Linked DNA regions of Homo sapiens: region 2 is linked to region 1. A link is a loop called in an ENCODE intact Hi-C map of the cell type or tissue named here. Cell type or tissue: A673. All regions are shown on one strand. Links, peaks and the distances in the headings refer to the core of each region. The heading gives the core; the rest is flanking DNA.

Evidence for each region. Peaks named below come from ENCODE experiments on the same cell type or tissue, not always from the same donor. Only the 100,000 strongest peaks of a DNase experiment are listed, where the experiment ranks them.
Region 2: it touches region 1 in a loop (6-fold over the local background); 27 of 110 quality-filtered maps call a loop at or near these places.

Annotation. Positions count from the first base shown.
Region 1 is chr5:45,686,132-45,703,034 of GRCh38, forward strand. HCN1 (hyperpolarization activated cyclic nucleotide gated potassium channel 1) reads right to left here and starts at 10,249. Exons shown (of 8, transcript NM_021072.4): 1 at 9,538-10,249. The coding sequence starts at 9,962. RefSeq lists enhancers at 8,622-9,123, 9,124-9,623. In A673, for the core only: CTCF peaks have their summits at 10,306 (motif pointing left) and 10,506; DNase peaks (open chromatin) are centred at 10,260 and 11,260; H3K4me3 peaks cover 548 bases; H3K27me3 peaks cover 4,467 bases.
Region 2 is chr5:45,029,614-45,041,982 of GRCh38, forward strand. No RefSeq gene overlaps it. Among named protein-coding and RNA genes, the nearest start is that of MRPS30, 230 kb to the left of the region's middle. In A673, for the core only: a CTCF peak has its summit at 8,962 (motif pointing right); a DNase peak (open chromatin) is centred at 8,968.

The DNA of each region.
Region 1 (16,903 bases), core at 5,308-13,307:
TATTATAATTGAGAAAATTAAGGTCCAGTTACTAAGGTGGTGAAGCTCAGATTCTGACCCAAACAGTTCCTAATATTGTTACCTCAAAATAATATATGCCCAGTCTTTTTTTTTTTTAAGCAAAACAGCATCAAGGATTATAAGGAGAACATATAAGCCTCTCCCTTTTCCTTTTACCCTACATATCACTTTCCAAATTCAACCACCATAATTGTTTCTTTTAGTGTTTAGTTCATATTTCAAAGACAAATTAATTTATCAATTTTAAATACTATTCATTAGCTGCCAACTGTGGAACACAAGGACTTAGCTTTCTGACATCACCCAAACCACATTTACGTTTCTCCTGCCCTCCCACCAACCTAGAATAATTGCACCACAATCTTTATTTAAAACAGTCAACTTGTTTACATTATTATGACCAAATAACCATTAGGTACTGTTGAACCAAGCAAGGAACTGTGATTCTTTTCCCTTTTTTAGACACCTTTAGATCATTCTGGAGTTAATAAAGTTCTTTTGTTTATTTACTTGTCTCCAATGTACTCTACAAAATATGAAAGTCATCAATATATTGTTCCAAATGATCTCTGGAACACCTAGTAACATTATTTATCAAATGCTGATATCCATCTATTTGTTTTTCCTACCCTGAAGGCCTTCCTCCAGAACGCTTTGCTTTACCGCCCCAGTCTGGACTGGTTTCTTTCAAGGCTAGCTATTTTGGAGTACTCCTGGGACTTCAGGTTTCTCTGTGTTAGAGCCCATTTCCTAGCTTCTATGTCTTCATGTTGTTTGGTGTAATTTCTTGTTTTGCAGGAACATGTCATCTAATAACTTTCTAAGAAAGGGTACATGGGTAGTTAATACTAGAGTTCTTAATTTCTGAATATCTTTATTTAAATTTTGTATTATGGCAAGGTATGGATTTCTTATGGAGATTACTTTCTCTCAGAATTTTGCAGACTTTGTTACATCGTCATTTACCTTAAAGTATTATTCCCACTTCTTGATATGTAACTTTTTCTTTGAAAAGTCTTAGTCATTTGTTTGTTTGTTGCTTATTCAATGGTGTTGTAAAGCTTCTGTGTAATGATCCTTGGACAGTCTTTTTCTTTCATGATGCTAAGTATTCCATAAGTTCCTCAGAACAGACATTTCAGTTGCTGCTATCTGGAAAATTTTATCAAAAATGTCTCTATTAATTCCATATGTCCATTTTCACTTTTTTATCATTCTAGAATACCTTATGGTAGATTTTGACCTTATAAATTAGTTATTGGTTTTGCTATATTTTCTTATATTTCCTATTCCCTTTTGTCTTTTTGTTCTAATTCTAACGGGCTTCCTAGACTTTATCTGCTAACACATTTCATCCAAGAGCTGTTTTTTAAATTTCTTACTATTTTTTTCATAGCAACGTGTTCTTATTGTGCAGATAAAATATTTATGAAGATATCATTTGTGGAGTATTTTTTATAATACTGTCATTTCTCCTTATGCCATCCCTCTGGACCTTCTTTGGCTGTTTGATTTAGTCTTTCTCTGCTTGATTTAGTCTTCCCTCATGAGACTTTTCTCAAATGTCTGGTTATCTTTTGCTTTCAGTTCCATATTAACCAATGCCATACCAAAAATATAATCACAGCCTCAATGTACACATGCGGGAATTTTTGCAGAGTGATTAGGCAATAAACATGATTTTTTATCTGAAGACTTTGAAATGTCTCCCTTTGGAGGTATTTTCTCCAGTTTCCCGACTGAGAAAAATTGGCCTGGCTCCAAGCATCCTAATGTGAGCACAGGGAGTTCTGTATTCACTAAGGAAACCCTTATTTAATTCTGTTTTCAGTCTGGCTTTCCTGGAACTATTTCATAACTGGCATTTCCAAGTCCTGAATTCTTCTGGATTTCAATGGGTGAAGGATTGTGGAAGTGGAATAATTTGTCCATTAACTTCCTATTTTACAAATGTTCTTGAGATCTATATTCTCTGATGTCTCCTCTTTCTTCTACTTACCAATGTGTCTGTGCTTTTTCATATTATTTTGGAGTGACTTCAAGAGGGAGGAAGTATAAATGATTAGGTTCAATCCATCACGTTTCCCAGAAGGTTTGGAGAATTATTTATACTGGCAGCCTTGTTTCTTATTATGTAAAAGAGTTGAAGTGACAAAATTAATATTCACAAGAACTGAATTCCTGGCCCAGTTCTTACTATCTATCTATGTCACCATGTTCACGCTACATAACTTCTCTGCAGTTTCATTTATTCATCTGTGTATTGGGCAGGGAAATGTAATAGTTGGGGCACATACTTGCAGGTGCCAGTGGGAAGGAGATGCCAGGTATTACTGTAGGAAAAAATAAGAGCTTTCATTGCTTTCATCTGAATTTATTAACTCTAAGATTAAATGTTCTCATGACCTGCTTGGAGAATAATTCTTTGTCCATTCAGTCAATAAATATTTATTACAGGTCTGTTATGATGACCTAGAAATTTCACTCCAAAGAGAAATGAAAACATCTCTGTGCAAAAACTTGTACGAGAATATTCATATCAGCAGTATTTACAATAACCAAAAAGCAGAAACAACTCAGATGTCCATCAACTGATAAATGAATAAATTAAAGGTAGTATATCCATAAAATGGAATGTTATTCAGCAAGGAAATGAATAAAGTACTGACACAGGTAACAGCATGAATGAACCTTGAAAAAACATTATGCTAAGTGAAAGAAGCCAATAAAAAATACTATATATTGCATGACTTCACTGATATAAAATATTCAGAATAAGCAAAAATCTACAGAGACAGAGAGAGGATTAGTGGTTGCTTAAGGCTGAGCGGGAGGGCGGGAGAGGAGAGAAAGTGAGTGCTAATGCATATGGGGTTTCTCCTTAGGATGACAAAATATTCTAAAATTGATTGTGGTGATGGCTGCATAACTGTGAACTTACTAGAAAATATTGAATTGCTTACTTTAAATGGGTGAATTGTATGGTATATGAATTTTGTCTCAAAAAAGCTGTTAAAAATAAACCATATCTGTATGTAATAATTAGGTGATGGGATGATCTGTGCAGCAAACTACCATGGCACATGTTTACCTATTTAACAAACCTGCACATCCCACACATTTACCCCTGAAGTTAAAATAAAAGTTGAAGAAAAAAAAATGAAGCCTCTAAGAAAGTTTGGCAAGAAAAGTCTATTATGTGCATTTTTACAACATTGGGAATGTAAAACTGAGTAAGATTCATAAGGTAGCATGGTTTAAATTCCAGGGAAAGGACACATATAAAAATAATTATAAATTCTGCTGAACAGAAAGCCTAGATAGAAAAATAAGTGTGTGCACAATGATTAAATGGAAATCTAAAAGATGAGTAGAAACTAGTTATGTGGAGTGATAAAAAGTGAAAAGAGTATTTCAAGCTTGGGGGTAATGTCACATTAAAATCTTAGTTGCAGGAGAGAACTCAGGTTGTTCTAGGAGCTAAAAATTTACCCAAGTGGCTGGAACACAGAGCTGGAATGAGTGGCATGTAATGAGGCTGCATATATCGGCTGAAATTATGCAGGGTCTTGAAGCTCATAGAAAGTTTGTCCAATGTAGTCTAACAGTAATGGGAAGTTACTAAAGGTTTTAAAGAGCATAACAATATTATTAGATTTGCTTTTTAAAGATCACTCTTGTCACTCTATGTTGAATGAAATGGAGGACAGGTTACATTTTCTGTCCTAAAACAGCCTGTAAATATCATAACAGGAATGTCAACCTTGGAGAACCTACGTTATTCGTGTCATTTTAAGAAATCTGTAAACTGGAGGCAGTATTAATTGGTCAAATCAATATGTATAGAATCTCTAGAATGTTCATAGGCAGTCATTCCATTCCCTGAACTTTAGCCAAAACAATGAAGAGTAAGGTGCGAAGATGTTTGTTGCAGCACTTTTTAAAAAATACTGAATAACTGTATACAACAAAGCTGATAGTCTAAAATTTATAAATATTTACTAACTTTGTATGTATGTAAAATTAGCCTTATGTTTTTAGAGTTACAGCTAGTGACCTGAAAATAAAATTAGGTTTATATAAATAAAATTATAAGTTGTAAATTTAAAGCATGAGTAATGTTGCTTCCTTGCTTTAACTGCGTGGTCAACTATTAGACAAAATAGAAAAATACTATGAGAAAACTAACTAACATAACTTGAAAGAGTCATGAAATCAATCTTATCAAAGTTGGGTGAAATGTGTCAGATAAACACTCAACTCAAAAATAATCAACTTCTATATATATTCTTTACTTCTATATATATTCTTCTACAAAGTCCCTTGAATAGTTTCTGTAGCACATATATACAAATAGAATTAACAGAGCCATGAAGGTTTATTTTGCAAAAACATAAAATTCCAGGATGCACCAGGAATCCTGATTTTTTTTTCCTGTAAAACTAATGGTAAGTTGTACATCCAGATGCCTTCACAAAGAAAATTATTTTTAGAAGAAAAGTACTTAGAGAAAATATAATTTTCATAGTGCATGCAGACTTTTTTCTTTATTATCACTATTTCTACAACTAAAATATATAGTGTCAGCCTAATTCATAGTTTGTTACTCCTTTACACAAAATGATAAAATGAAAATTTGTCACAGACCCTGCAAATGCTCAGTACTCTTCATGTAGTGCTAATGATCTGCAATAATTTGCACTGTACTTACAAGAGACTCTATTTGAAAGTTCTTTTCCGGAGCCCAATTGTTGTTTCTAAATAATGAAGTGAATTATCTGCTAAACACAAGAATTATATTCAGAATGATAAGATTATCACCTGAAAATCATACTAAATGCATTCTGCTGGTTTCCTGCTCACTATAGGACATAGGTGCATTGAGTATAATAATGCAGAATTACAAATACTATTTATCTTGCTTTGTGGTGGTGATGTTGTTTTGGTTTGTGGTTTTTGATCAAGCAGATATAGTTGAATATAATTTTCTTAAATGAACCTATGATACAAATAATAAGTAATATATCTTTCCAGTGCATTTAAATTTCTTTCATTATTCAACAGGCACGTTCATAAACCCAAGTCCACATAATTAAATATGATTAGTAAAGTGTACCTCTTTACTGATTCTCAATTTATAATCATACCCCGAAGGAGGTTTAAAGGGAAAGTTGCTCAGAAAAAAATGAAAACTATCTTATAATATTTTAATAGTATAAATCATAATATCTACTAAATGCAACAGTGAAACATTTGCTAAAATTTAAAGTTGCATAACTTACATGTATACTAAGAAAAAGTAACTAAATAAATTCACACGTTTAAATCTTTGAAGAAATTTCATGTTGTGTCTAACAGTTGCTAGAGCCACTAAGAAAAATGTAATTGAACTTAAAGCACAAAAAGGTTCACCTAACATAGAAAAAAAATAAATTCTTATGGTTAATTTTGGCTATGTTGATATGAAAAGCAAATAAAATAAGCATTGCTGGCAGATACAGAGTGTGTTCAGCACAAAGATAACATAACAGTAGGCTAATTCGTCTTTAAACCCTAGAAGGTTGAATTGTTTTCTTGTGAGAAGCTCCTGGAAGCAAATGTTCTCTCTATTATGAACTGTATAATATGGGTGAAGCCTCCCTTCCCTAATGAACACATCAGTGATCTCTGATATCAGTACAGTTGTGGCTGCAATTCAAAGCAGAGATGGAAGAACGGATGTGACGGTATCTTCAGGAAGTAACTCCCATCTCTAGAGTCCTTGAGTACTTACAACAAAATAAGCTTTTCACACACTCATACTAATGATGAAAAGAAATTGAAAAAAATAAGAAGTCAAGATACAAAACTGCCTCCGTTATGAGGAGCAAGATGTTGGCTGGCAATACATATGGAAAGGAGCATTCTTTTTAAAAGTCCCTTTGTGTAAGCATGATGGAACAAAATAATGACAGAATCCCTAAAATGGCAAATAGTCTGGTGATAAATTCTTCCAAGATAAATTGCTTGCATAATAAAAATCATCCACAAAAGTATTCTAAATATTCTTTCAACCTATTTAAATGATTATATCATAACTATCAATTGGCTATGGAAGCACAATGCTTGCCAAGCATCACTTTTAAACCTTAGTAAAATTCTAGCTAATTAATATAAAATCACCATGAATTTTTAAAAATCATATTTAACCTCCAAATTAAATGTGTCTATGTGTTGTTCACATGAAATTCAATAAGACTAAGACCATACTGTCACTACAGAAAAATCGAGCTACATTTGTTTTTAAGTAACTATCCCTATTTTCCCTAGTTTGGGTGCTTATATACCACAGCATAAACAAAAACATGAGCTTGTTGTGTTTACTAAATTCTGTAGCTTCCACCCAGTTATTTCAAACAGTACCTATACTATTGGACTGCTTTTTACTCTCTGAAGGTTTCTATTGTCATCCTCTGCTGAGGAAAAAGGTAAATACAGCAACTCTGCCCTACTTACGCCAGGGGTAGAGAAAACTACCTGCCAGACACAGCAATAGCACTCTTGGGCTCTGGTGGGGAAAAGAGGCACTAGCTAGCTCTCTGAAAGTCTCAGTGGGAGCACAGCCTTGTCCCTTGAGGTAAGTAAAGTAGAAAGCTATCAGTCTTAAAAATTATCGTGAGCAGGGAAACTAGAAACAGTGTTAAAGTCACGACATGCCCTGGAGTAAGAACATAGTAAACTTCTCTGGCCATGTAAAGGTTTATTAAAAGTGTCAAGGAAAAGAATCCTCTGGATATCTTCATTTGTAATAACTCCCCACTCTTCATAGAAATTACTCTTAAGTGTCATTCACTCAGTTGTTAAATGATTAATGAACTTAAGTTTGACATTTTAGGAATTGTAGTAAAGCACCTCCCTGAAATAATCCTTCAGGAAAGGGCCTAAAGTAAAGGCTAGATCATGACCGCAAAAATTTCTAGTATCTGTTGAAAATTACTCACACATTCCTTTCCCTGTAGAAAAAAACTACCGCTAGAATTTTGTCTTTCCTATTTTTGTTCTTTCATTACATTATCTTGACGTTATAGATTTTAGAAAATCTTATATTGGTTTTGAGATCATACAAAAAAATGAAACAATAAGATGTAAATATATTCTGAATGTAAACAAGTACATGATTATTTTTGCAGTTTGTTTTAGAACACCAGTGTATATTGTAATTATGTTTTAAAATCTATTTTTTCAGATATCTTTCAGTTTAAAAAGATCTAAATAATGATAATTGCTTAATTTGTGCCTGCCATTTTCTTTTTTCCATTTATACAAGGGAAAAGTCAAATATTCCAAACTACTCCACACTGGAATTTAGAGTATTAGCTCAGTTTTTAATCATTTCCCATTTCTTTGAAATGGATAATAAAATTAAATCATCACCTGATTTCAATTTGTTCCTTTGTTCAGTAACAATGTTTTTATTAAAGAGATATTTTGTCTCAGAAGATTTCCTTGGGAAAATAAGGAGAATCCTGTAATTCCATTCATTCAAAAGACTTTCGCATGCTATTCTAATTCCTGAAAAGTGGCCCTATGTTTTTATTTAGCAAGTGGGAAAAAGTTTAATTACTTGATGTGTGGTATCATTTTGATAAGGGATAGTCCTTTTCACATTGCTGAAAAAATAAAAGCATCATATGTAATCATTTTATTGAGTGAAATTAAATGTTAAAAGTTCAGCATTTTTGCATGTTAATATTGAACCTGGTACATTTCTGGAAATACCACATTTATTTTTGCTATTAAGACTGGAGACTTTTTTCATGTAAGTTATTTTCATTTAAAAATTTTAAAATGAGGTGAAATATATTTCCATTGGGGACTGAGGAAAAGATAATATTCTATACTTGATTCCCACCTTTAAAATTCTAAAGAACATGACAACCTTATACATCTTAGAACAGGGTCATTTATAAGTTTGCTTCCCTATCTTCCTACTGGAGGAAACAGGTTTGATTATTTATTACATCTTTTTAATATGAACATTTTCTTTTTTTTAAAATTTTTAATGAACGTTCTTTCAATCAAACTCTTAATGTTCTCTAGACTATAAACGTCATTAGGTTTTATAAGTTCTCCTTTGGACTTTGCTGTGTGTTTTTACAAATAAGTACCTTAAAATTATACACTTTCTAAAATCCATTCACTCTTTGCATAGATCACGGAGGCTACTGATTTCTGAGACGATAAATATCTCAAAGAAGGCAAAGACCGTCACTCTGAGCCTTTGTGTGGCGGGACTGTGGATTTTTCACAGCTAATGTCATTCAGAACTGTGGACAGCTCCCGTTAAGGCATGTAGTTGGTGACAATTTCCCTTAGTTTCTAAACTAACTCCAAGGCTGCTTTACATTGCTATATTTATCCTATAAAGAATACTTAGTATATGCACATACTCCTTTAGTTGATTCTTCTTTTCTTTTCGAACGAGTTCGGCCAAATAAATAAATATCACCCTGAGTTATTAGGAGTTACTAGTTCTGGATTTTAAAATGGGAAGTCCAGCCTTGTTCAGGAGCTAAGATAATCGTGCACACGCTAATAAGAGGATCTACTACACGACCTTCATTTGACAATCTCTAAATATGCTTATCACCGAACGAATACTTGAGCGACAAGTAAGATCAGAAAACGTCTTAATTTTAATTCTCCAAAGCGGAGTTTTCCTGCTGACAGCTTTCCTGTCCTTCTTCCCGAGCTGGAGGACGTGAAAAAGATTTTTGAAATAGACTTGCAGTCAAGGTCAAGAAAGGGTGCCGCTCTATTTCAGAAAGGGGCTCTGTCAACGCCCCCTCTCTCTGTTTCAGGAACTAGAGGCTTCCTGCCACGCTCCTGCCCTGCCTGGAAGCGCCTGGCTTTGGTGAGACCTCACGTCAGGGACTATCCAAGTGCAAATTGCCCTTCTTTTGCCTGCCGGCCGCTGTTTCTGAGTAAACACAGCGAGGATAACCAGCGCCTATAAAGAAAAACAGACTAAACACACTCCCCAGGGGCGAGCGCGGCAGGAACTGCTCGGGCTTGTGAATCGCTGTCTCCGGTTACCCAGTCTTCTTCTGAGCCCCAGAAGCCTCCTTTTCCCTCCTGGTTGAGACCACACTTGAGGGAGCCGCGCGAGGAAGGGTGGCTTCCCGCTTCCTCACGCTCTCGTCTCTGAAGTAAAAGTTTCCCTTGTACAACTTCGCCTCCTCCCAGGAGGGTGACCGTGGCCTCCATCCTTCCCTGATCTGTCCCCGAAGTTCAGGAGGCCAAGGAGGAGAGCCCGTCCGGGATTCCCGGGCAACAGGAGCACATCCTCCGAGCCCCTCCTGGGTGGAAACTACCCGGAGGCGCCGAGTGGAGCCTGCTTAGCCCGAGCCGACGCCGCCGGCAGCGCCACCCCCCGCCCGCCCTCCTAGTCCCCGGGACGCCCCCCACCCAAGGGCGGGGAAGCGCGTTTCAGGGCGCGCCTGAAGGGAGGGTGGGGCGGCGACCGGGAGCCCTCACCTGAAATCACTGTAAGGGTGGATAATCCAGAAGCCTGCAGTTTTAACCCTTTCCTGCTCCTTTTCCACCGCCTTCTGGCTCCCAAACATGCGGAGGGAGAATTTGTTGACCCCGGGCTGCAGCATGGAGGTGAACTGCCTCTGCATGAAGCCGTACTGCCGCCGGGGCCCCTCGGCGTCTTCGAAGCCCCCCGCCGGCTCCTCGCCGCCGCCGCCGCCGCCGCCACCGCCGCCACCGCCGTCCACCTTGAAGCACACGGAGTTGCCGTGCTCCTTCGCGCCGGCCCCGCCGCCCCCCGGCGGGGTGCCCAGGCGCTTCTCGGCCGCGGCCGGCCCCGCGCCCGTCGCGGACGCCTTGGCGGGGAAGACGCTGTTGCCATCGTCCCGGCTGTTAGACGAAGAGTTGGGCTTGCCGCCTCCTTCCATGCCCGGAGGACGCGGCCGGCGACGGCGCGGGCTCCAGACTCGCCGGCCGCCCGGCGCCGGAGACACGTAGCCGAGAGGGTAGGGGCCCGAGCCGGCTGCCGGCGAGCCCAGCTGCCCGTCGCGGCGGCGGCGGCGGCGGCGGCGGCTGCTGCTTCCCGACCGCGCCGCTGCTAGCTGCGCGCCTGGCTCCCGCCGCCGCCGCTGCCCTTAGTGGCTGCGGTCCGGGCTCCGGTGCGGCTGGTGCTGAAGCTGAGGCTGCCGGAGCTAGGCGAGGCTCAGCTCGGCTCAGCCCTCGCGCCCCAGCGCCTCCCCTCGGCTGCCCTCTGTTGGCCAGAAAGGGTCTCTCCCCGTCCGCTCTCCACACATGCTCGTTACTCTTGCTCTACTTCTGCCCAGCGTGACATTGAACTCAAGAGCCCTCGGAGGAGACATTCATTGGTACACGTGGAGAAGGACTCGGTGTATGTTTGCATGAAAGACAGGGGAGAGAGGAGAGAGAGCAAGACTGAACTAGCGAGTGTGTGTTGGTCCAAAAGAAACAAACATCTTAAACTCATGAAGACATTGTCTGAACGCCTGTTTGAATAACGTTACAGATGGAGAAAAGGGGACAAGCTGACTATGCATGCCAACAATTCAAGTGCAAAACCAAATGTCCAAAAGAAAGTAAAGTTTGACAATGGAAAATAAATGTCCAAAGTATCAGGGAAAGTGTGCCTGTGCGTGCGCGTGCGCGTGTGTACTAGAAAGAGAGGCAGAGGGCAAAAGCTACCAGGTCTGTGTAATCCTAGGTAACCAGCTGCTTGGGGCTTTTCAGATTAAGGTTCTGCACCTGGGGACAGACAACTGACCTCCTTACACTTATCCTTGTTAATTCTTGCAGAGTTTTTTAAACAGAGGACGGGATTTCTTTCTTTCCAAGGCCATTCGTATCAATACACGTGCAAGCAGATCTATCAGCCACCAATATTGAAAGAAAAGTGTGTGAGGGAGGCCTCGCCTGAGCTGACCTATCTTTTTAGATAAGTTACATAATCAATAAAACACATTAAGGGATGTGTGTGTCGGTCAGTGTTTAACGACACCACGCTAGGAAGTTAAGACGTCTTGGAATCTCTCGTCAGAATGTCATTACCATTTCAGAAGGGGGGAACACTCTTAAGGGAAACTTACAAGTGTAGTACTGATGCTGAGGAAAGCATTATCCGTTTCCTCTTATTCCCTCTGCGTCTCTGAAACCCACTGGATTAGCTAAAGGAAGCAAAATGTGCTGCCAAACCCACCAGTCACTCAGCAGGGGAGCCCCGGCGTCTGAAGAGCTTCAAGACTCCCGAATGTCCCAAAACATCTGTTTCAGATACAAGCATTGCCTCCCTGCCCATAGCCTCTTCAAAGGAAATCTTGCCCTGCCAAGAGTCCCAGATCCCCTGGGTTCCTGTCAGCTGTAGCCACATTTTATGGAGAAGGGGCAGGCACTCAAGGAGGGAATGTGTATGTCAGGCTGGCAACTAGTGAGCTATCATGAGGAAAAAAAAAATGAGTGGGGCTAATCAAGGTGTTTTTCTGAAAAATTAAACAGTGATGAAGCCAATTAACAATGAAGGAAGCAAGGATAAAGACAAAGGAAGACAATTGGATGCCTTCCTGAGGGGTTAACAGAGGCTGAGAAAGGAAGCAGAGAACAGAGAAAATAGCAGAGGGAAGCAGAAACGAGCCATTAGGCCTAACTCAGTTGCAATTCTGTAAGATTTCCTTACCATTCTCCTTACCATAGCCTGTGCTAAATCTCCTTTTTTCACGGAGCTATGTCCTGACTCAGGCACCATCTGTTTTCAACTAATCATATACCAGAACCCTAAGAATAAATATGGATGGCCAAATTTTAATGGTAAGAGATAGGAAAAATATGAAAATATAGAGCTCTGATCTGTCAAAATAGAGACCTTTCTCTACTTTGGAAAGCCAAGAGGTCAGATAAGGATACCAGGTGCTGAGGGCAGAAGGAAGCCACGGGAATGGATAAAAACAAACATTGCCCAAAGCACAGTTCTGCCTAAGAAAGACCCGATTACTCAGGCAGCTTTTCTTTATTAGACTAAAGATGTTTCCCTACTTTTCTCCCATTCTGCATGCTTCCTCAGTCCCTCTATTTTCAGTCATGAGTGTGACAATGTATATTTTAACATAAATTTTAAATTTTATAATAATGTAAAAATATACCATCTAAAATGTTATGCTGAGTTTAAGTAAGTTTTGCTTTTCTTTTAGCCAATCTCTCTGTTTGTTCTATTGCAACTTAATCTTACTCATGACCAGGCAGTTATTTTAGTAAAAGTTTTTCTGAGTTTCAAGGTTTGTACTAAACTGATATGACAGAATCACTGAAAAACAAGATCTCAAAATAGAACTAAGAAATGTCTTAAAAAGATCACAAGTCATTGGTTGTTCCAAGTATAGCTTCTAGGCCATATTTTATTTATTCAAAATCTCAAAAAATACATTTTCTTAAAAATTTGAGAATGTGTATATTATATCAATGCATTAACTTAAAGTTGTCAGCAATATAAAAAGTCATGTTTATTTACTTTTCAGAGTGTTGATTTAAAGTTGTTTAGAATATGAAATTTAAGTTTTCTTTGGAGGAAGAATGAACTCTCAAGAAGATTGAGACAAAGTGAAAGCAATAAAAGAATGGAATCAGTGATAGAAGAAGAGACAGAGAGAATCTTGAAACTTCAGAATAATCTCTTCTTATCTTGTCTTTGTATCGGTTTGTTGATAAACTATCTCAAGCTAAAATCTAGCGAGCTAAATGCGAGTGTTTATTTCAAAGACATCTTAGAAATAAGACTACCATCATGTTGACTCTGTGTCATTAGATGTTCATGATGTCAAAATGCTTAGTATTTTACAGGAATCTGATTTCTGAGGACTCATTAGAGAATATCAATTATGAATTAATTTCAGGAGAACGTCTCATCAGTAGTTGTAATGGGTGCTATTCAATATATACAAGAATTGTGCATCTTCTGAAATGTTCCCTGTCTCCTTTAATACTCTGCTTAAGATCAAATTGCAAGGCAGCAGCAGAAGATTAATATGCATCTAAAATAAAATCTCCATGCAGCAGATACTAGCACACGTGAAATGAAAGAAAAAAGATAGATCGGTGACTTGAAGTTTGATGGTTTATTGGAAAATCTCAGTGAAACTTAAAGATTTAAGGGATAAGACATTTTGACCCTCTTAGTAGGACAGAGTAATATGTTACAAACATATTACACGTGTAAGGAAATAAAATAAGAACATCTGTTGAAGAAGGCAGTGGTAAGGAACAGTGAAAAAAAAACTTCCTCATTGACAACCTCACAGTCTTTCTGTGTCTTGTGTACAGGCAAATCTGATTATCTATCTGGAAAGCCACATCAACATCATGCTTAATATGAAACATTAAAGCTGTTAAAGTCAGAACAATACGCTCATATCCACCATTTCTGCAATGCATGGTATTTTTAATTGATAATATTGTCTCCTGAAAACCCCAAATAATCAACTGGATAATCATCATAACTAATAATAGAAGTTGGGAAGTTGGTATCAACTTTTGGTTACTTTAGTAAACATGCAAAAATTAACATTTTTCCTAAGCATCAGCAATAACCATTAAGGCAATATAGAGAACAATGATTTTTTTCACAATTGCAACTAAAAATGAAAACTACACAATAATAAATTTAACAAGAAATGTCTGAGATCCATAGTTTAAGATACTTTATTTTGATAAAAGACATAAAAAGCATTTAAATAAATTAGCTATATACTTTGTCCATAAAGTCTCAATATTATAAATATGGTGCTCCTTCCAAAATTGATTTTAAGTTTCAAACAAAATTTGGTGATTCCATGGACACAGGGAGGGAAACATTACACAACAGGGCCTGTTGAGGGTTGGAAGGCAAGGGGAGGGAGAGCATTAGGACAAATACTTAATGCATGAGGGGCTTAAAACCTAGATGACAGGTTGATAGGTGCAGCAAACCACCATGGCACATGTGTACCTACGTAACAACCTGAACCTTCTGCACATGTATCCCAGAACTTAAAGTAAAACTTAAAAAAAAGAAAAAAAAGAAAGCAAACCAAACAACTCACCAGCAATATACAGTCATTCCTGGTAACCAATAAAGCAACTTACTTACTTTAAAACGAACAACAAAAAAAAGTGTTATTAGTTTTCTCCATGCGGACAAAAGCAACAAAATGTTTTTAAAGTTTAACTGGATTAATAAATCATTTTTAACAGTTCATAAGCTATGGCTTAAAAATGAAAACAATGAAAAAATGTCCAAAGTATTAGAATTGCTTAGGGTAGCACTGAGCAGAGAAAGAGACAGATAAGGCAATGCAAAAGAGTCAAAACCAGGCCGGGTGCAGTGGCTCACGCCTGTAAATCCCAGCACTTTGGGAGGCTGAGGCAGGCAGATCACTTGAGGTCAGGAGTTCAAGACCGCCTGGCCAACATGGTGAAACCCCGTCTCTACTAAAAATACAAAAAAATGAGCCATGCGTGGTGGCATGCTCCTGTAATCCCAGCTACTCGGGGGGCTGAGGCATGAGAATAGTTTAAACCCAGTAGGCTGAGGTTGCAGTGAGCCAAGATCGCGTCACTGCATTCCAACCTGGGTGACAGAGTGAGACCCTGTCTCTAAATAAATAAATAAATACCAGAAACACACTTTAGTTTTAATCATAGCTCCAAATTGTCATTCCACATCAATGAGCAAAGGATATGTTGTATAGCAAATGGTCCTAGGATGGTTAACTATTCCAGGGAAAAGGAAGGTAGAATATAATATCATGTCATTTCCTAAAGTGAATTTAAGATGATTTAGTATTATAATGTAAATACTAAAAATCATGATAGGTAAATGTTTATAAAAGCAAACACTGGAAAAGACTATGCCACTTTAAAAGATTGATAGATATTTACTTTTCAGAATTTTTTCCATTGACCTGCCTATATAAAGACTAACAATACTATACAATTTTAATAGTTTTAATATATGGTGGCCCAATCCCAACATCTGTATTTCTCTTCATGTGTCTGCATACATACATATTAAACATGATTTTTTTTCATATACATGTAGAATTATTTTTGACAAATTTTGGCACTTGTCTTTGTAGTTAAGGCATTTCGTTTGCATTGCACATAGAGACATTTTAGGAAGAACTATCATCTTTCAATATTGAGTCTCTATTCAAAAGCAAAATAGATATTTTTTCCCTATTTCTTCCTTCTTGTATCAGCGCTAAATGATACATATTATTGTCAAACATTTGAAGAATACAAGATTTAAAAAGAAAAACCTTAAAGTAGTCCATGAACTCATCTTCATTTTGCTGGCACATGCCTATCTTTCTTGACTCTAACATGCATATATTGATTTCTATTATTTTACATAACTAATCTCTTAATATATTTATTGTACCAGCATTTGGATTTAAGGTTTCAAAGTATATCTTGAAGATATTAGCATGAGATAATTTATAGCATCCTTTTCTTTAATGCCTGCATTTGTTTTGTAGAATGGATATACCATAATTTACTTAACATCTCCTTTACTAATGCACATTTGAGGTTTTATTCTTTTGTGCTAAAACAAACTGTGTTACAATTAATATCCTTATTATATCTCTGTGTAGTTATCAATATAGATATGGAGAAAAAACATTGGAGGTAAAGATAATTACTCAATTCATGGGTAAATTTGCTTTTGGTAGTAACTATCAAATTGCCCTCCAAAGACTGTAGGAATATATATTTCTTCTAAGACCACATGAGATTACCTGTTTCATACGCTTGCCCCAAAATCAGATATTAACAACTTTTTCCAATTTAAAATGAGCAAGAAAAAAATGATAGGCCATTGGAGTTTTAATTTCATTTTCACAATTATTAATAAGAATAAACAGATTTCCCATGTTCATTGAGTTTCTTATAGTTATTCATTTGTGAGTTATCTACTTTTACTATATGATCATATATGATACATATGTATGTTTTATTTTCAATATATTTTACATATAAAACTTTCACCATGCATGTAATTTTAGAGTAATGAATTCCTTGCAAAGAATGAAAAGAAGCCATATATAAAAGACTGATAAATTTGAGTCAATGAAAGCTGACTTTACTTTCCATGTCTGTTTAAAATATTCCCACAATTATTCAACTATTCTCTCTCTCTCTTTTATTTTTTTATTTTTATCTTTTTTTAGAGATGGTGTTGCCCTGCCCTGTATTTCCCAGACTGGTCTTAAACTCCTGAGCTGAAGCAATCCTCCCACCTTGGCCTCCCAAAGTTACGGGTTTATAGGCATGAGCCACTGCACACAGCTAAAATTCTTGGATACTTTTGTTCCTATTTTCTCCTTCATATTAATTTGAGAATAAGTTTGTCAAATTATTTTAAACAATCTAGCTGGAATTTTGTTTGGAATTACATTAAATTTATGCATTAATTGATAAATAATTAACATAGTCATAACCTTAAATTAGTACATCTTAATATGTAAATCTCTCCATTTATCTGTCTCTCTACCTATCTTACCAATGTATCTAAATACAAGGTAATCTATTGCATAGTTATTTTTTGTTTATTTATTTATTTATTCTATTTTTTAATTTTTTTTTTGCAATGGAGTCTCGGTCTGTCACCCAGGCTGGAGTGCAGTTGTGCAATCTCGGCTCACTGCAAGCTCTGCCTCCCGGGTTCACGCCATTCTCTTGCCTCAGCCTCCCGAGTACCACGGGTGCCCACCACCACACCCGGCTAATTATTTGTATTTTTAGTAGAGACCTGGTTTCACCGTGTTAGCCAGGATGGTCTTGATCTCCTGACCTCGTGATCCGCCCACCGAGGCCTCCCAAAGTGCTG
Region 2 (12,369 bases), core at 4,370-12,369, 660 kb before region 1:
AAAGTGGTTTTTAGCTAAGTTATTTATAATTTTTTACACATAATGCTATTCACAATAGATTACAGCACAGTGTAAACATAACTGTTACATGCATTGGGAGACCACAAAATTTGTATGACTCACTATATAGCAATATTCATTTTATTGCATTCGTATGGAACTAAACCTGCAATAAATCCCAGGTATGCCTGTATTTGACTGGTTACAGTTATACAGTTGCCATATTTGGTCTATCTAGTCAGGAAGTTTCCAGTTAAATAGTTACACGGGTTTTTTTGGCTCCTTCTAATTGGCTGAGCTTAAGTTCTCTTTTTATTTGATATAGGCATTTAGAAGAAATAGCTAAAGTTAAGTTTTGCTTATGTTGGCAAATCAAGCAAGATTTAGGTCACTTATGAGGCCTAACTTGCTTTCTCTGCTCAGGGATTTTTCAGGCTAGCTCTTCTTTCTAATTTACTTTAAAAATTCCCCTCTTTTGGTCATTCTTTCAGCATACCGAGAGTGTGTCCAAACAGTGTAGCATTACTCTTAGTTACCATTATTTATGTAGTCACTGGAACAAAGATTCAAGGAAATGTTATCATCATCAATAGTTGCATTGCCATGTAAGGTCACCTCATCTCTGTTTTTCAAGGTTGCATAGTCATTGTGGCTTGAGTGGTCCAGTTATTGGGTTCTTTAGGTTGTTGAGTTCTTCAAGTCATGTAATCCTGATGGCAATCATTTGACATGAGTGGCTGCTGAAAAGCGTTTAATACTCTTGAGCGGATACTGTGCAGTAGGAAAGTGAATACCATGAGTGTAAGGAGAATAATAGTCAAGGATTTCAAAAGACTTCACAGCAGAAATTCCTGGGAGCCATGATTTAACTGACTAAATACATTAATAAAGGAGGCAACACATCTCTGATGAAAGACTTACATTTGTTTCTGAAGATAATTTAAATTTGGGGCAATAATTTCTGATTATTAACATAGAAACATTTTTATATGCATAAGTACAAGCTCCTCCTTGTCAAGTTGTTAAGTTATCCATAAGTTTAATATTTTGGAGTACTGCTGAGGCTAAATTGTTCATTTCAGATTTTATTGCGCGAGGAAAATTCAAGCCCTCATTCTATAGAAAACAAAAGAAAAACAAGTTAATAGTTGGGCCACATTATGATCTTAGTTTTTGAGTTCAGAATGTTGCTAGTCAAGATTTCTAATTTGAGTTTGCAGCATCTTTAGATGACAGAATGAGGATGGCAGTTGCAATCTGATGAGCCAGTTTGAATATCTCTGATTATATCATCAGCAATTTTGATGAACTCTTTGAGTGACCCACATTGCAGAAGGCATGAAAATTGTTCATACGTGACCTGTTTTAACTTTTCTGATGTTTCTATCCAGTCATTTAATTTCAGTTTGCCGGGCTTGGGAAAGGGGCAATTTTAGTTTTTATTGAAACTAGAAAAATTTACGATGCAATCCAATTTGTGAGTGGATAACAAACCTCTAAGATAATAAAGAGGACTAGAATTTTATAATGGGTGTGCTGTAGTTTTCTATTAAAATACACTCCTTTTTATAATCACCCATTTTTTTTACCAAAAATAATCACCAAATTTACCCAAAATAAGCCTTATCTTTTTAAAAAAGCTTAAGCTCATTGAACTCGACCTGATTATTTATATAAGTGCAACAATACTGATTCTATGCATATTTTAAAGTATGACATTTAAGTTGTAGGTTTGGTAATAGCCAATGGGCCTTACAGACTTTGTATAAGTCAGTCTTAGTTGGTTGTTTGTTTTTTTAAAATGATTTGGTAATAAGGAATCTGAAGTTAAAACTTCTAAAACCTCTCCGGACTAAAAGTCAAGCCAAGGACTTGTCCAATTTTATCCTATTATGAGGACAACAGATTCTTATGGAACGTATGCAAATACTCATATTGCCATGAAAATAAGAATAGTTAGTGAGAGTTTCTAAATTACACAGTGATCAGGTAGATAGAAAAATGTAAATATTTTTGTTTGCAGAAGTACATTTTGTCAAACCACTGTAAGTCATAGACAGCTTAAGAGAACCAAGAAAAAGAATTCCTTAAATCTGAAAAATAAGACATTAAAGAACCAGCAATATTTTAAAGAAATGTCATAAGAGACATAATTATTCTCATCAGTTAATTTAGCCCCATGTAATTAATTATCATTTTGTTCAATATTGACTTAGCAGTTTTATGAATCCATCAGTTTTCCAACTGAGTTCTGGAAATCCTTACCCAGTTCAATAGTACAATCTTAAAGTTATCAGAAACCTGTACTTGTCAGTCTTTTTAATGAAATCTTTGTAATTTTGTACCATAGCTGCTTGTAAAAGGTTTCATGAAAGCATCAAAGTTAAATAACTGTCTGCGGATGACAAAAGACTTAAAATGACCACGATCGAAGAACTGATGAGAGCTCATTATAATGCTATTGACAAAGAAATTTGGTTGTTTTTGTGACATGCAACATTTTGAGATGATAACTAGAGATAGGACTATCATACTAGAACATATCAGATTTCTAGAAATTTCATATACTTATTGGAACATCTACATTACAGAATATATATTATATTAGGTATATAGGTATATATTAGGTATATATAGGTATATACTAGGTATATATATATTAGGTGTATATATATATATATATAAGGTGTATATATATAATATATATATATATAGCAACCTAAGAAGACTAAACATTACCTGTATTTGACAATACTTCCCATGTAATTTAACATATCAAATAAGCCTAATTAGTTTAACATTTCTCTTATGAAGAGAGAGGACAAATCTTTTGAGATATTCTAGGCAGATTATCTAACAGATAAACCAAAACTATTGTTTTTTATAATCTCTTAGTAAAACTGATCAGTTATCCAAGAAAGCATTATCCTTTTTAACACAGAGGAAACAAAATTTTAGCTTTTTATCAGAACATTATTGAACTAATTTATCTAATCTTAGTAGTTTGACCACACATAAATTTTTTTTCACAGACTGCCTACAGCTTTCTATATCTGTTCAGTTTTTGTCTTACTCTTTCACTCCTTTTTTATTCTATAATAGTCATCTTAATTTAAGACAAATTTACTCTTTTTTCCTTTAGTGAAAACACATGCCTTATATACTTTTCTTTATTAAAAACATCCTACTTTTTTGTACACTTTTTGCATACAGTTGTTTTCATTCATCCTTAGTACTTCTAGTAGTTTTAATTACATACAACATTTAGAGTTCTTAACCCCTAGTAACCTTCGTATCTAGTGAAAACTGGTAAATGCATAATTTAATAACTTATAAAATATATATTTCCTCACAGTATGCATATTTCTTATGTAACACAGGGCACACTTACCAGCAGATCCAAATATCTCTAATTCCTCTTTAAGAAGCAGCCAAAAATAGATAAGCTCAAACTTATGTTCAGCAATTAATGTGTAAGTAGTTTATCTTATTTGGAAATGATCTATATATTTAATGAATATCTATCATTTAATTTAACTTACATGAGAACAAATATATGAGGAATGGAACACAAAACTGAGACTTTTTTTATAGTAGAATGGATCAAGGTAAGATTTCAGGCTTACAATGAGGGACACTTGCATGCCAAAGCACAGCAGGTAGGTCTCTAAGTGAGGAAAGATGCTCTAGGCCAATTCTCACTTATTTCCTAATTTTTTTAAGGTAAACTTGGAGTACTGTAAATAAAATCTGTGAGCTACTGTACTGACTCCTTAATAGATTCTTTTTTCTAAAACTTAAATATTGTAATAACCTTATTAAGGATCTGGTTACATAACTCCTGATTAATTAAAGTTTGTGGGAGTTTTTCTCCTGTCTGCATATTTGGTAAAAGTAACTTGATCCCTGAAGATCTCTAGTGACTATTCAATTCTCTGTTTTGATTTGTTAATAAAAGTTTTACTTATATAACTTTCTCATTTATTAAATATATTTTCTTCCTGCTCTGTTTTTAGTTCCAAATATAGTGATGATCAGGTATTTCTTTTATTGAATATGTTTCCTAGTTGGTAATGGATTTATATCAGATTGTAAGAGACAGAACTCTTAACTTTCCTTTTCATCCTGGAATATTTCACTACTTAATACCTTTCAATAAAGTGATTTTTTTTTTTTTACCAATATGGTCAAAGAATAACCAAATATTCTATAAGTAGTAGTTTTCTAAATATTCTTGTTAGAAGGATGACATCTGGCTAGCTGCTACTTCATTGAAAAGACAAGATATAAACGTATTGGTATACTCTCCTAAAGGCTCCTTCAAGTACATATTAATGTCAGATTAATTACTAGAATATTCTGGTTCTGGCAAAATCTTAGCAGTAGTAGTGACTCCAATGTGGCAATACATTAGAAAAAAAAATACATGCTTTATAACTTTATAAAGATACTGATACCTGGGCCTTCCCCCAGACAAATTAAATGAGATTCTATGGAAGTGCAGGCTGGACATCTCTGTTTTTTAGAAACCTAACCACCAAATAATTATATGTTAAATGTTCTATCACATATAAATTTGTTAAAACATTTCTTCACAGTGGTTGAAAACTACCAGAAACTCTAAGTGTATGTTTCTAGAATCCAGACAGTCTTGAGCCTTGAATTTGAAAATAACTTCCATAATTAAAATATCTAAGAGTTGGAAATAGAATATGAATACTTCTGTGCAAAATATGAATTTAATTCATTAAATTCATAATGAATTAAATTCTTATGTCTAAATTTGAAAGGTTTGAAAATCTTCTAAGAAATTAATTTGCCACTTAATAAAATAGACATTTTGGAGGTTTTTCAAGTTGAATTTCAAAAGGCAATTTATTGTCAAATTTCATTTTAATTGTTAGCCTTAATTTCTCTTATCACTTTGAAATGGCTTTCAAACTCTCTGCTGTGTTCATTTAGACCAATTTTTCCTTTTTTTTAACCTGTCATTCTCTTCTTACCTAATTGTTTATTTCATACTTAAATGGGAAAGTAATATTTGAAATTGATATTGTAGTACATCATTGCATAGAAGGTATTTTCAATATAAAGTTCAATTAGTTTAATCAAACATTTACTGAATGTTATAGGCTCTTTACTAGCATCAAAGAAGTCCAAAGGGCTTCCTTCCTTCCATTTTACTTTGTATGTGATAAATTATTTTATTTTGAAATGTTTTACTATAAACATTGTGGCACAAGTGTGTGTTTTGAGTGGGGGTGGAGTAAGATAAGTTTATTCTTTAAGGACAGTAATTTAGTATTTGAAATACTGTAGTCAAGATTGCAAATTCTAGAAGCATTTAAAGAAAAGTATTAAAGTTGATACCAAAGGTTTATTAATTAACATTACAAATGTTAGAAAAGAAAATTTTTGAAAAAAATGAGTGTTTAAGGCATTTAATTGGACAGCCAGTTTATGCAGGTGCCACCTTTAGAATAAATAAGGTTTAAAAGTCAGTCAAGTTCTAGAACTTCTGGAGGACTCTTACCTCACTCAGATAAAGGGATGCACACTAGAGAATATTTTGACACCTGCCTCATAGTGAAATCTTGAAGCAAGGTGCTTGTCTGAGTATCTGAGGACAGAGTGGAATTTTCCAGACCTTCTTGAACTGGACCGTATGTATTTGTATTTTATTTTATTCCATTTCATGTTGCATATTTGCTAATACAAGTTTGTATCTCAATAGTGTTCTGTTGACCCTTGCTTGCATTTACTAATATCACTTGGGAGGCAGTCTGTGGATAAGGGCTATCTATATATGGCCAGAATATATGCCTCCTTATCAAAAGAGCTCGTTACTTCCTGATTGTCCAATTTGGCCTAGGTCAGTTCACAACACTTTCTTTTTTTCCTTCCTGCTTTCCTCATTATATCTTTTCTTTTTTTCATCTCTTTTCCTCTCCATTTTCAATATTTGTTTATTGAAGTTTTACTGTCTTCCCAGCATGGTGTAAGGAATTAAGTAAAACTTTCCTAATTTATATTTTATCCCAGTACAGAAAACGGAAGTCTTTCTTGCATAGACTCAAAATTCACCATAGTTAAGAAAGCTGCACCTCTTTGCCATTGTTTCTTCAGCAACAAACCTGAAAGCCCCCTAGCTACTCTTATGACTCCCCAGCCTAATACCAGGTAGTTTTCTATAATTTTGGTTGTGACCTCTATGTTATGACTGAAAACTAAAAATAAAAGTAATGGCAAAACCCACGATTACTTTTGCACCATTCTATAGATAATTAATAGATAATGTATGCATCTAATGGTTTGAGATTTTTAGGCTGCCATCTGCCATGTTAATGTTAATTTAGAGTGGAATGGTCACACCAGGATTTATATAGCAACAGGACTACCTGTTAGAAAGGCAGGTCAATGAGTGAGGTTAATTCGGAATGAGTTGACAAGAATAATATTGAGACAAGGTAGGCAAGCTGTAGGAATTAGCAACCATGGATTTACAATAGAAGGACCATCAGCATCCAGAGGACACAAACTGAGAAATATATGAGGTGACAATGAGGTGACAAGTCAAGTCAAGGATTCTGGTTAATAGGAGAGTGAGCTCTCCTCCAGGGCCTGCAGGCTTACCACAGAGCACTTGAGCCCACTGCTGAGTGCTAGTCAGCTGTCTCTTCACAGGTAACTTTCTATGCCTTTTTCTGTTCACAAGGATGATGGCTAACTGGGACTATTACTCTATAATGGGCAAAAATTATGTGCTTATTGTTTTTCATTGAACCCCAGAGATGTTCACATGGGTTTATTCAAGGATAGCAGATAATGTAAGATAATCTCAAGTTCATAAACCAGATATATCTTGTTTTGGTGTGTTATTTTTCAAAATGTCATGTTTTCTTACTGCTATGGACTTTATAAACATGTTAACTCAGGTGATTGTATGATGAACTCACTTCCATGACTTGATTAGGTATTTCATGCCTCAGTGTGTGTAACGATGTCTATGTCTTACCCCAGGAGTGAAGAGTGCTTCTTTAATTTATTTGGCTCATTGTACTCTCTACAAAAGAGATGAGGGAAAACAAAGCAACCCAGAATGAAAAAAATTGTGGACTTTTGTACCTGTATTTAAAATTTGGACTCCTTCTTATGCCAGGCAAACCTCTGATACTAATACTGTGTTAACACTAAATGTACTGTACCTCCTATTTTCTTTTCTTTCAATATTATTTTCTAAGGCTTTCATTTTCTAAAAATCTCATCTTAGCCACGTTGTTCTCTTTTCTCTTTTAAAAAAATCCTTAAAAATAAATTCTTGTAGATCCCATTGACTATGAAAATATTTCATTTTAGGAGTTATCATGTATAATAATGTGAGCCACGTGCTTAGCTAATTATCATAGCTGTTACCTGTTTGGTTCCTTCAGCAAAAAATTGTCAAATTCAAAAGTTTACATTCAGAAGTTGAAGAATATGATTGGATTTTTAATCTTAAGAGTCTAAGCACCTGCCTTTGATAACTCTTTGTAGCATATATGTTAACATTCTTACCAAGGGTGTTTGAGCTGTACCAATTACCTCAGTGTCTGTCCTTGGAAAAAAAAAATGTCACTCTTTACTAATTGATCTCAGCATCCAGGAGCAGTTCATCAACTATAATCACAACTTTAAATTCTTCTGCATTTGAATTAAGGGATACAGAGGGACTAGATTAAATGAAGTTAGATGTCTCCTAAGAGTGGGCTTTGGTGTGGAGTCAGCATAAATAAGAGTAAGTGCAGTATATAATGAATAACTCAAGTGGGAAGTTATGGGAAAGAAATACAGTAAGGCTTGGTGTATAATGAATAATTCTGGCTGTGAACACTCTGAATGATGATAGCTCACCGTCCTCCTCCCCATATTTTAAAGGTGAAATTTAAAATGAAGAAAACTTGAGAATGCTCCTCATCAGGAGAACACTAGAATACAAAAACCAGTACAAGTATTTTGAAGCGACTATATTAGAGATAAAACTTCTTGATTCAAACTTAAGGTTTGTCCAGACCAGTTTCACATCAGACATGGTTTCCTTTTCAACAATAAAAATCTTTTCTAATATAATCACATCGACAGAAATATTGGTCAGACTGAAAGCAAGTCGACTAGTTATTTCTTTATGATGACCTATTTCAGTTCTCTTTAAGCTACTTACAAATGTTCCAAAATAGTTTAGACTTTCAACTGCCATTTTTATAAAAAGTTTTCAAAGACAAATTTTAACTAGCAAAATATATGAAGTATTTTTTTTACTAAGCTACAGATGTAGTTTCCAATTCCTGTAACTTTGGGCCTCCTTCTACAGGCTTGATAGCTATAAAATAAAACCAGTTATTATTTAATTCAGTGGTTAACTACACTCTTTTAGAACGTTCGAAGGTCATGAAATTAATGTTCTACCCTTGTGAAATGAAAGCCTGAAAGCTGAGAAGTTAACTCAGCATATTTTAGTAAGACTTAACTGCAGGCTATATATACACTTGGAATAGAAGTGTTCGGATCTCTGTATTAAGGATGTCAGCATTTCCATTAAAAATAGCCTAGGTAAGGAGTTTAACTAGATTCAGTCATTGCATTTCTTTGGTTAGAGTTACTTAGGCTAAAATATTCTCAAATATACATATTCTGATTATCTGATTGCTTCAATTGATGAATATATTTAAATACAGAATTTGAGTCCCTCTCCTAGATATGTTTCCTTTCATTTGTAATTCATCATTTATTTAATGAAATAACCACATTGTGTCTTTAGCCTTTAAGAATTTCCTTTCTTAAAAGAATTATGTGTGTGTGCATTTTGAGACAGCCTAATGTGAAGGATCATTTGAAAAAAGCTTAGTTGCTTCTAACTTCAAACTCCCTTGGTAAAACACCCACTCAAGGAACAGAACGAAACAAAAAAACTGCAGGAGATTTAACACTAGGGGGCACTAAGAACCTCCTCTAAACTTTTCTGTCCTTTCCTTCTCAAATTGTATGCTGGTTGTCAGTCCCCGCTTTATTTATTATCTTTAGGTGTTAGTACCCTTCTCTTGATTTGGTTAGTAGATTTGTCTGTGAGAAGGCCAAGGAGTGAATGGAGAAATGGCATGTCAGCTTGTATTTTCAGTATTGGACAAAATGTACTGTAAGAGAAGATCCTGCATTCTCCCACATAGAGACATCTACTTCTCTGGTATTACATATTTTAGTAAAATACGTGATCCTTAAATGAGACACTTACAGACACAACTTATAGAATCCCCCAAAGGCAAGCTTAAATTGCCATTTTCTGTTATTCATATGTGCAAATGTGGCTTGTTGTAATAGCCCATCCTTAACAAAAATTATTTTACTGTACCACTGCCCAGTAATAATGATGACTAAAATTGATTTAACATTTTCTTTGTATCCAACACAGTACCAAGCACTTCATTAGGATTTTCTCTTTTAACTTTTTAACACAGTCCTATGATGTTGAATAGGTTACTTCCTTTACTTTGTAGATGAGGAAAATCAGACATGGGAAGATTAACTTGCTCAAAGATAAAATAATTAATAAGGGTGACAGCATGTCCACAATGCAAGTGTCTGTGATACCAACATTTTTAAAATTTTGATTTATCATACATTGAACATTTGGCTCATATTCATAATTAGCTTTGATTTAAAATATTCCCTTCTATATGTCAGACCATATGTTCTGCTTTTGTTTCAGAAAATATAATTGCCATTATTTTTTTAAAAACTGTAAAGCTAGAAAGTATTATGTAATATGCAAGTAATGTGTTTAGAATTATATTATTTGACCAAAAATGTTTATGCTGCTTCAAAAATCCTAGTGTACTTGAAAAATTTTTCTTGGTTACAAATTCTCTCTATATATTTACATGGTCCATCACTGAATGCGATAGGCACCTATAATGGGTCAAATACTATGAGACATATATGCCATACAGTGCCACTTCCAATGTCCTCAAGGGTCAGAAATATACACACAAAATATATGGAAGATTGGTCAAACAATGAGTAATGCTTTATAAGGAAATACATTAGAATTTCGGCAAGAGGGCAGTTGACTGTGTTCTGAGATGGCCAAGGAAAGAATTAGATAACAATGGGGTTTGGCCTGCACATTTCTGCACATGCACCCGAGAACTTAAGGTATAATAAAAATAAATAAATAAACAATGGGGTTTGGATTAGGCTTCAAAGAATGGGGAAAGGGAGAAGTGTAGAGGAAAGGAAGCAGATTTCCAGCAAGGTAACTATGTTAACTAAAAGTCGTTTCTTAGAGATGAAAATGGAAAATGTTATGATTATTGGGGAGATATAGGTTCCATAGGAGATCAACAGTAGAGAATAAAAAACGATAGATCAAAATGGAAAGATGGCTGACCAAAATTTTAGACTTTAATCTTTATCCTTTCACAAATTATTGTAAAGATACTAATGGTTATGTAAAAACCATGTTCATGGAGATTGATCTTGTGTGTGACTAATATATTGCAGAAGAAGGAGATAGGGATTGCAGTTAGGAGACTTTTACAACAATCCAGGCCCCTTGAAAAGTTAAAAAGGACCGATTTAAGTCCTGACAGTGAAAAAAAAGAAATAAACCATACATTTTATTTAATATAACAGCTTTAATGAGATATAATTAACATACCATAAAATTCACTCCTTTAAAATGTACAATGCTATGTTTACAGTATCTTCTCAGAGCTATGCAACAGTTGCCACTAAATATAGAGCATCTTTATCATCCATGAGAGAAACCCCATATCAATTAGGTCACTTCCCGTGCCTCGTTTTCCCCAGACCCTGGCAACCACTAATCTCCTGTGTGTGTTTATGAATTTACCTATTCTGGACAATTTAGGTGATAGAATCAAATAAGTCCTTTTGTGACTGGCTTTTTTCACTTAGCATGTTTACTAGGTTCCTCTTTGTGTATAAACTTTTTATAGGTTTTGATTAAGTAGCAGTGCCTGTTTCATATAAATCTTTAGTCAATCTTAGTTACAATCTTAATTACTAAGTATGGTATGTCTACGTTATTATTTCAAATCTCCTTTTCTTAAAAGTTGTACTACTGACTGAACAACATTAAGTACATAGGTGGCTGGTAGTACACAAGTAGACTTAGCCAAATTAGGCATAAGTGGTAGTTTTTAAGGGTTCTTTAAGTATAATTTTGTGACTTGAGGAAGTGAAATATTTTGTCTCAGGTACAAAACTGAGCCTGTCTCAGCGCTATAGCCACAACCCAAAAAGTTACTTAATATGAAATGAGTGTTGGACTAGATATGATCTAAACTTCTCTCACCAACTAAAAAATTCTTTGTGTTCAGATAATTAGCAGAATATTTTCCCTGACCTACATCAATCTTCAGTCTTAGCATTATTGATGAACAATTGTTATACAGTTATTTTAAACTTATGATTCACTGTCCATCATAGAAATATGATTTCAAAACTATTTAACGTTTTCTTTGTGACAAGCAAGCCAATATTTATCTGATAATTTTAATATCTATTGCAGATAAAAAATTTTTTTGTTTTGCTCTTTAAAATGTAGATATTTTTTCCCTTTCTCTCAAAGTACAAGTATTTTCATTAAAGTTTCCTGCCTTTGGCACTTGGACATCCCACACTTTTTAATACAAAAATATATATTGCATTTATCATTACATTTTGCTTTTTCAGAAAACTAAAACTTGCGTCACTTAAGGCAAATAATATTATGAAAAACAACTGTAGATGAGGCTTCACACTCAGTCTACCAGGAATGACAGAGTGTCATACCCAAAGATATTCTTCTTTATATATATTCATAAGAATAAGTACTGGAATCGAATTGTTTTCAGGCTTTCAATGTGAATTTTGTCTGAATGTATATAAGTTAAACATTTTTGAGGCAGTTATTTTCTATTATAGATACCTTCACAATGAAAGAAAAATATGTTACTTCTATAATGGACTCATCCTGAGGCCAATTTGCATATCAGTATATATTTCTTTACACTATGAGATATGTTCAACACAAATCATGAATACTATTGTTGCCTGAAACTCTTTAAAAGTAGAGGGGGAAAAATGTTTGAAAATGCTGAAGAAGAAATTAGTAATTGTCTATATAACGACCTCCTAGTCAGTACAAAAACATTATTGAAAAAATATAAGAAAGGGGGAAAAAGCAAGTTCAAATATAATGTACAGATATTTGTTAAAAGTGAGCATTTTTATTATAACATATTATTTTATAGAGAGCAAAATGTATAGGTGACGACATAAATATTAATGAATGCAGTTAGCTGTTATCTCTATGTCATGGCAAATTGTCCA